2 separate regions of the Homo sapiens genome follow, and region 2 is linked to region 1. A link is an interaction called in ENCODE POLR2A ChIA-PET data of the cell type or tissue named here. Cell type or tissue: A673. All regions are shown on one strand. Region 1 overlaps PPP2R1B (protein phosphatase 2 scaffold subunit Abeta). Region 2 overlaps ALG9 (ALG9 alpha-1,2-mannosyltransferase).

Evidence for each region. Peaks named below come from ENCODE experiments on the same cell type or tissue, not always from the same donor. Only the 100,000 strongest peaks of a DNase experiment are listed, where the experiment ranks them.
Region 2: POLR2A ChIA-PET joins it to region 1 with 11 read pairs; 5 of 35 experiments call an interaction of 5 or more read pairs at or near these places.

Annotation. Positions count from the first base shown.
Region 1 is chr11:111,754,617-111,758,616 of GRCh38, forward strand. It overlaps PPP2R1B (protein phosphatase 2 scaffold subunit Abeta), which reads right to left. Exons shown (of 15, transcript NM_002716.5): 6 at 679-834; 7 at 364-478. Among named protein-coding and RNA genes, the nearest start is that of PPP2R1B, 9.8 kb to the right of the region's middle. In A673, no CTCF peak of the experiment used is centred here; no DNase peak of the experiment used is centred here.
Region 2 is chr11:111,845,029-111,849,028 of GRCh38, forward strand. All of the region lies in intron 8 of ALG9 (ALG9 alpha-1,2-mannosyltransferase), which reads right to left. Among named protein-coding and RNA genes, the nearest start is that of ALG9, 25 kb to the right of the region's middle. In A673, no CTCF peak of the experiment used is centred here; DNase peaks (open chromatin) are centred at 713 and 1,913; H3K27ac peaks cover 3,178 bases.

The DNA of each region.
Region 1 (4,000 bases):
AAGAGCCAAATGAGGACATTTAACCAGGTTTATCAATAATTTCAATTAAATTATATGTTTAAGCAAATAAGGAAAACAGCTCTTGTTCTAAATAAACTTTTTCGTGAACTCTCTATGCCATTGCATATCACACCAATCCAACCTGAAAGGCATTTTTTTTTTTACAAAAACAAGACAAAATGATTTCTTGGTTTTAAATATAAAGAGACTATCTTTAAGTGACAATGTAACATTTCCACACACTAAAAACATCCCTATGTATTTTAAAAACATATTCTAGAACAAAAAACATGCAAAATTGACTAACAAAAAAATGCACCAAAATGAATGACACATGTTCCAACATAAATTGAACTCCTTAACCTTTTACTTTGTGGGCAGCAGCTGCCCGGACTTCAGCTTCACAGTCTTTAAGTAGGTTCTGAAAGGCGGGGATGAGGTCATTTAGGGTGATTTTAGGACCCATGGCTTTCTGGAGCTATAAAAGAATTTGAACGGGTTTTAATGTATACTAACAAAAGAATTAACAAGAACAAAACAAAATTGTGCAATCTGTAAATACATATTTTTGCCACAGCACTTCCCATTGAAAAGAATTAATTCAGAAACTTTGGGTACAACAGCAAATCTATGTGTTTTCAGGTTTATTTCCTTAGTACTTAAAAATGATCACTTTACCTCTGAAAATCTGTCAGCCACCATATAGCGAACGCGCCAAGATTTATCTTCTGCTGCTTGTCGAAGTGTAGGCATCACCAAAGTCTCAAGGTCATCCTGAGACAATAACTGGGCAATACTGACACAAGCTTCCACAGCAAGGAGGCGCACTGAATCCTAAAGGAACAAAATTTCTGTAATTCAGACATTTACTGAGACCCATGGGGAACTGCTGTGGGGTGGTGCAGGTGTTTAAAAAAATTAACACCACCAAGACTGCCACACCTTATATAGTTTCACGTCTTGACATCTTTTTCTTTTTTTTTTTTTTTTTGAGGCAGGGTCTCACTCTGTCACCCAGATTGGAGTGCAGTGGCACAATCTCCGCTCATTCCAACATCCGCCTCCCAGGCTCAAGTGATTCTCCTGCCTCAGCCTCCCGAGTAGCTGGGATTACAGGCAGGAGCCACCACGCCCAGCTAATTTTTGTATTTTTAGTAGAGACAGAGTTTCACCACGTTGGCCAGCCTGGTTTCAAACTCCTGACCTCAAATGATCCACCTGCCTCGGCCTCCCAAAGTGCTGGGTGCTGGGATTACAAGCGCGAGCCACTGCGCCTGGCCGTGTATTTATATCTTGAAAGAGCTGCTCCCGGCCGGGCCCAGTGGCTCACGTCTGTAATACCAGCACTCTGGGAGGCTGAGGCAGGCGGATCACGAGGTCAGGAGAGGGAAACCATCCTAGCTAACACGGTGAAACCCCATCTCTACTAAAAATACAAAAAAAATTAGCCAGGCGTGGTGGCGGGTGCCTGTAGTCCCAGCTACTCGGGAGGCTGAGGCAGGCGAATGGCGTGAACCCAGCAGGCGGAGCTTGCAGTGAGCCGAGACTGCACCACTGCACTCCAGTCTGGGCGACAGAGTGACACTCTGTCTCAAAAAACAAAAAGGAAAAAAAAAAAAAGAAAGAGCTGCTCCCTTTGCCTGGAATGGCATGTCAAAGTCATAAAGATAGAAATGACTTTGTACTATGAGTAAACAGCAAAGTAATTACCTTGGCTAGAATGCAGAGTTTCTATAAAGGAAATGAAAATTTTAAAATTAAGTAAAAAAGAAAAAAAAAACATTTTAATGATGCCTTCAAAGCCTTACTATAACAGAAAGTTGAGGGATAAAAATGAAAACAATATTTGTACAAGTTATTTATAACAGATTAGGACAAAGGTAAGAGTAAGAGTAAAGGAAATCACTTAGAAAGCTTAGTTTTCAAAAAACTCAGATCAGGGTCGCAGTAACAGGAGTGTAGGCAGCATAAGATAATGACTTGGAAAGAAATACACAGAACAATTAAAAGTTAGAAATCAAAAACAAAAATCAGTTGGATTTAAATGTCGAAGATCAAGGACAGAATAACTTTGAGGAAGCTGTGGCTAGAAAAACACAGAAATTAGAAAAGTATGGGATTAATGAACTCAACTTTCCAAATGTAAACAGCCAATGTCAACGTGACACCTACGTCCTTTGAACAAGTGGAAAATATACAAGACAAATCAGTGAGGGGCCAGGCACAGTGGCTCATGCCTGTAATCCCAGCACTTTGGGAGGCCGAGGCAGGCGGATCACCTGAGGTCAAGAGTTCAACACCAGCCTGGCCAACATGGTGAAACCCCATCTCTACTAACAATACAAAAATTAGCCAGGCATGGTGGCACGTGCCTGTAATCCCAGCTACTCAGGTGGCTGAGGCAGCAGAATTGCTTGAACCCAGGAGGCAGAGGCTGCAGTGAGCCGAGATCGCGCCACTGCACTCCAGCCTGGGTGACAGAGCAAAACTCCAACTCAAAAAAAAAAAAACACCGAAAAAAAAGAAACATCAATGAGAAATTAGAAATTGAGACTGTAGATTTGTGTATTATACATATATAAGGTAGAATCTTAATACATGTAAACATTAGCACCCAGGAGAAATAGGTAAAAAATTTTAAGTGTGTACAATAACAGTTATGTATATACGTATACACATACTTGAGAGACATAACAGTGACTCCAACTTCCAAAATATTACAAATCTTAGAAACTGTGTATCAACAATAACTGACTATATGCCAAAGACACACACATTCCTCTGTATGCAGGTGCACAGGCTAAAAAAGACAGGACTAAGTTCTTGGTAGTGACTACACAGATATTTTTGAATTTCGAAAATGATGCTAAATCATGGGACTGCTAATCAACTACTGAAATATAAGCTAATACATATTTGTTAAAAAATTACTTCTCTGGTCTGGTGCAGTGGCTCACACCTGTAATCCCAGCACTTTGGGAGGCCAAGGCGGACAGATCACAAGGTCAGGAGTTCGAGACCAGCCTACCCAACACAGTGAAACCCCATCTGTACTGAAAATACAAAAAATTAGCCAGTCATGGTGGCAGGCGCCTGTAATTCCAGCTACTCAGGAAGCTGAGGCAGGAGAATCACTTGAACCCGGGAGGCAGGGGTTGCAGTGAGCTGGGATCATGCCATTGTACTCCAGCCTGGGCGACAGGAGTGAAACTCCATCTCAAAAAAAAAAAAAAAAAAATTACTTCTCTTCCAGAACTTCGTTTTCTCTCCTACACCTGTTCCTCTTCCCAGAATTTTCTCTATCTTAACGATGACACCATCATCCACCCAGTTGCTCAAGCAAAAAATCTAGGAGATCTTGATTCCTCTCCCACTGATCCAATCCAATAATACTAACCTATTGATCCCACTTCCAAACTGACATCCAAATCCTTTCCATCTTCACTACCACCCTATTAACAACATCATCTCATGCTGAGACTTGAAATGTGGCTGGTACACGTTATTTACACTCAAATAATAAGATTTTGGAAAATTTTGGTCGAATACAAATATTGTTAATTTCACCTATTTCTTTTTTCTTATAAAAACATGGCCAGTAGAAAACTTAAAATCAACAGGTAGCTTACATTATATTTCTGTTGTAAAGCACTGTTTTAAACTATAACATTTAGGTAATAAAAGTGCAAAGAAGGCCGGGCACGGTGGCTCACGCCTGTAATCCCAGCACTTTGGGAGGCCAAGGTGGGCGGATCACAAGGTCAAGAGATGGAGACCATCCTGGTCAACATGGTGAAACCCCGTCTCTACTAAAAATACAAAAGTTAGCTTGGCGTGGTGGCATGCGCCTGTAGTCCTAGCTTCTTGGGAGGCTGAGGCAGGAGAATTGCTTGAACCCGGGAGGCAGAGGTTGCAGAAAGCCGAGATTGCACCACTGCACTCCAGCCTGGTGACAGAGTGAGACTCCTTTTAAAAAAAGAAAAGAAAAGAAAAGAAAAAG
Region 2 (4,000 bases), 90 kb after region 1:
AAGCACCAAATAATTTAAATCGCTTTAGAGCCACATAGGGCTAAAATAATAAAACTGCCATTTCAATTTAACTATTCTCTCAAGATCGCGCAGACCAAAGGAAAGAGTGATAAAAAAACTTAGTTGGTGGCTGGGTGTGGTGGCTCATGCCTGTAATCCCAGCTACTAGGAAGGCTGAGATGGGAGGATTGCTTGAGCCCAGGAGGTTAAGGCTGCAGTGGGCTGTGGTCGTGCCGCTGCACTCCAGCCTGGGCGACACAGTGAGACCCTGTCTCAAATAAAAATAAAAATAAGGAACTTAGTTTGAGCTATTCAGGCATCTCCCATTTTGTTTTCATCTGCTTGTCCCATTTACATTCTAGCATCTTTCCCCTTGATATGCTCAACCACTTATAGTCGCGTACATTGGGCAACATGTGTTTGGTATAAAGCAACAACCCGTTTTTCTTAGATCATGTTCAGAGGCCCAGGCCTTGCTGAGAAGCTTTAAGGATTCAGAATGAAGCAAAATCACTAAAAACACAAGTCTTACTCACACTATTTTTTATTCTTTAACTCAAAATCCTTACACCCAAATGATGAGAAACAGACCCCCTCTGCACATTTAGCAGGTTTTTCATCTGCTTTTCCCCTCTGTATGATTACTTCAATCAAGAAGTGAATGACACATGCGGGTTTTAATCACTGTGTGTTGTGACACCCGCCTTGCACCATAGCAATTTCCTGCAATCAGCATTGCTTAAAAGGGTAATCAGAAGGCAGAGGAATAGTCAGAAAAACCTGACATTCTTGCAGCTTGCACAGCAAAATAAGATTAGAAACCAAACCCATAATGCTAGAAACATTTAGGGGAGAAGTAAGAGGGAGGGAGGTTACACTAAGGAAAAGTTCAAGTTCAACTGTGCGTCACCTTTGGGGGAAGCTCACTCCTTCCTGTCTCAATACAATGATAGAGAATATTCATGAACAGAGGTCCTATTCCAGGCCCAGTTCATTAGGGACATTTTAATCTTGTATTCTTTACAAATATGCATTTGGGTTATAGAAAACTAACGGATGGTTTTATTTTCAAATCAAAAATGTCTTTTCTGAATCTTAATTAGAATTTAACAACATTATTTTTTAAACTGAGTCCTTTAGGATCCAATTTCCAGAGAGGTAAGCTTTTGCACAATCCTCTCCTGACCACCAGTGCGGAAGCAGGGCTAGCAACCTCTGACTCACCTTTTTCTTAACAGGATTCTGGAAATCTGAGCTTGTGAAGAAAAACCATAGAGTGACCAGACAGAAAAGGGGTTATCCTTTCTATTATCTATTACAGATGTCAAGCACCAATAGGAAAAAGCCACTTGTCTCTTTCATATTTGCAAATACAGACTGTTTTTTTCAGGAAAGCACTTTAGCTTCCAGAAAATATTTGTCTCTAACACAATTTACTATACCCTCCTGTTACAGCTATCTTTTTATCTAGGTATACTGTACTCTGAGATGAGGAAACAAAAGTATTAAGCTGGTAAATGCAATCATTTTTATGTATTCAGAGCTCATAAATCAAGTTTCCAACTAGGCTGTGAACATTTCATAACAGACTGTTATTTCCCTGAAAGATGGGGCAAAAATTGGGGGATAAGCCAAAAGTGAAGAAGGTTCAAGTGTCAACAGTCTTAAAAACAAGGGCAAAAGGGAACAAAAAGAGTGACTTCTATCAGCCAGAGTCCTCCCCTGCTTGATGACACATCTGCCTTAGGAAAGCAAAGGGTATAAACTTTTATCTCTTTTCAGGGAGATATTCAATGCTGCTGCTCAGAAAACATCAGAGCTGAACTATGCAAAAAACCATGTCAGAATGACAAGCTAAACGCTGAACTGGTGCAAGATGTTTAGGTGAAGGAAAGCTGGCAGCAGGGTCTCTGCAGGGAGTGACTCACCCATCCTCCTCTTTATGGAAAGTGCCTCAAGTCCTTTCAATCAAATGAGCTAAGGGAAGCTTTCAAAGAAGCTAAAAGAAGGGATAATGTTTACTGCTCCATAGATTGAATGAAGGAGAACTACTTCCCAAAGTTATAATTTTATAGACCTGTAGGAACTAAATCATAGTAAGACATCCTTATAAATGTCAAATTTGTACCACCGAGAGGGAAAAGCCACTAAGTTCAAGAGAAATGATTAACAAAAGAGCAAAGGCTCTAGAACAGTTCTGGCTGGCAGTGAATTCTAAGCAGGACTGATAAGACCCCACTGGGGCTTCTTCCTCTGCCACTGCAATTATGGAAACCTGTGGGCCTCCCAACAGAGGGCATTTGCGGGTATCGTCTGAAACTTTCCATCCAGTGATCAGACAGATGTTGATAAAACACATAAACAGGCAATGGGATCCTGTCCTAAGCTGCAAAGTGGCAACCTGAGCAGATTCACTGTTCTTTCTGAGGCAAGAGTATTTCCTGTAAGTGTATTCCCATGCCTTCTCCAGGCCTGTGCACTCCTCAGCAGAGAGCACCACTCTTCACTCACCAGACAAAAATACTTGCCAGCATCAACATCTGAGAACTTGAAATGTTATGAGGGGCAAAATCAGTGACAAGACCAATCACTTTCTTTTCTGCAACACTAAATTTCGCCTCTTGATCTCTGACCCCACAGAGACATTTTGCCTAAGACTTCACAATTCTAGTCTATCCTATTCTAAATTTTCTAAGTGCCAAATGTTCTTTACCTTATCCAAACACTCCTTCTTTCTTCAACAAAAGGGTCTGGTACAGCGCTCCCATGTAAAAGGAGAACTTGCCAGTGTGCACGTCACTCTGCCACTCAAGCTCGCTAGGGGCTCCTGATCACTTTCCAAACCAAAATGCACAAACCTTCAAAGGTATAATTTTCCACCTATTCTATAGATTGGATCCTATCTTCTCCCACCCTCAACTCATGCTCTCTGCTTTAGTAAGCTTATTCTCTGGTAAAGTCTCAGTAGCCAAACTCCAGGGTTTTGCTAAGGGTCTTGTTTTCAGTGCAAAGAACACGGGCTTTGAAGTCAGACAACACTAGACTCTTATCCCACTTTTGCTACTTTTTTAACTATGTGGCATATTCCCCACCATCTCAACCTCAGTTTCTTCATCCAGGAATACAAATAAATAAGGCCTGTCTCAGAGTGTTTTGAGTGAAAAAAGATGGTATGTGAATAACTTCTGACACACAGTAGGCATTCAATAATCAGAAGATATTGTAATTAATATCTTTCAAAATGTACTCCCTTTATTTTCCCCAGCTTCAAATGAAAGGTGTCAGCTCAAGTCTAGAATGTCTCACTAATACATGCTACCTAGCCAGGAAAGTGTAGAAAGGTCCCTTTGAAAACCAGGAACAGTTCGTGACCAGCTTGACCAACATGGAGAAACCCCATCTCTACTAAAAATTAGCTGGGTGTGGTGGTGCATGCCTGTAATCCCAGCTACTCAGGAGGCTGAGGCAAGAGAATTGCTTGAATCCAGGAGGCAGAGGTTGCGGGGAGTCGAGGTCACCCCACTGCACTCCAGCCTGGGCAACAAGAGCAAAACTCCATCTCAAAAAAAAAAAAAAAAAAGAAAACCAGGAACAATAGAAAGGGTAAACATTTATATGATTATAACCACAATGGAGTGATTGAAATCATCTTGCTCATGTCTGAATAGTTTCTACCTAAAATCCAACCAATGCTGTAAAAATAAGTTTTTATAAAGAACTCAATATTCAATCTTTTTGCTTCAGCAGTCCCTATATTTGACATTCCATTTGTCAGAAATGTACCCCTCTTGCATTTACTAAGGACACTCCTACTCTTCCTTCCAGGCTCAGCTCAAGAGCCGCACCTTTCTTGACACCACCAGAAGGACATGCTCCTATGATTCCCTATCTTTCCCCTGTAGCACATAAAACACTGTCCTGTAATTATCTATTTGTGTGTCTGCAGCCTAATTAGACAGTAAGTACTATGATGAAACAAGATTAATGCTCAAAAGCAATT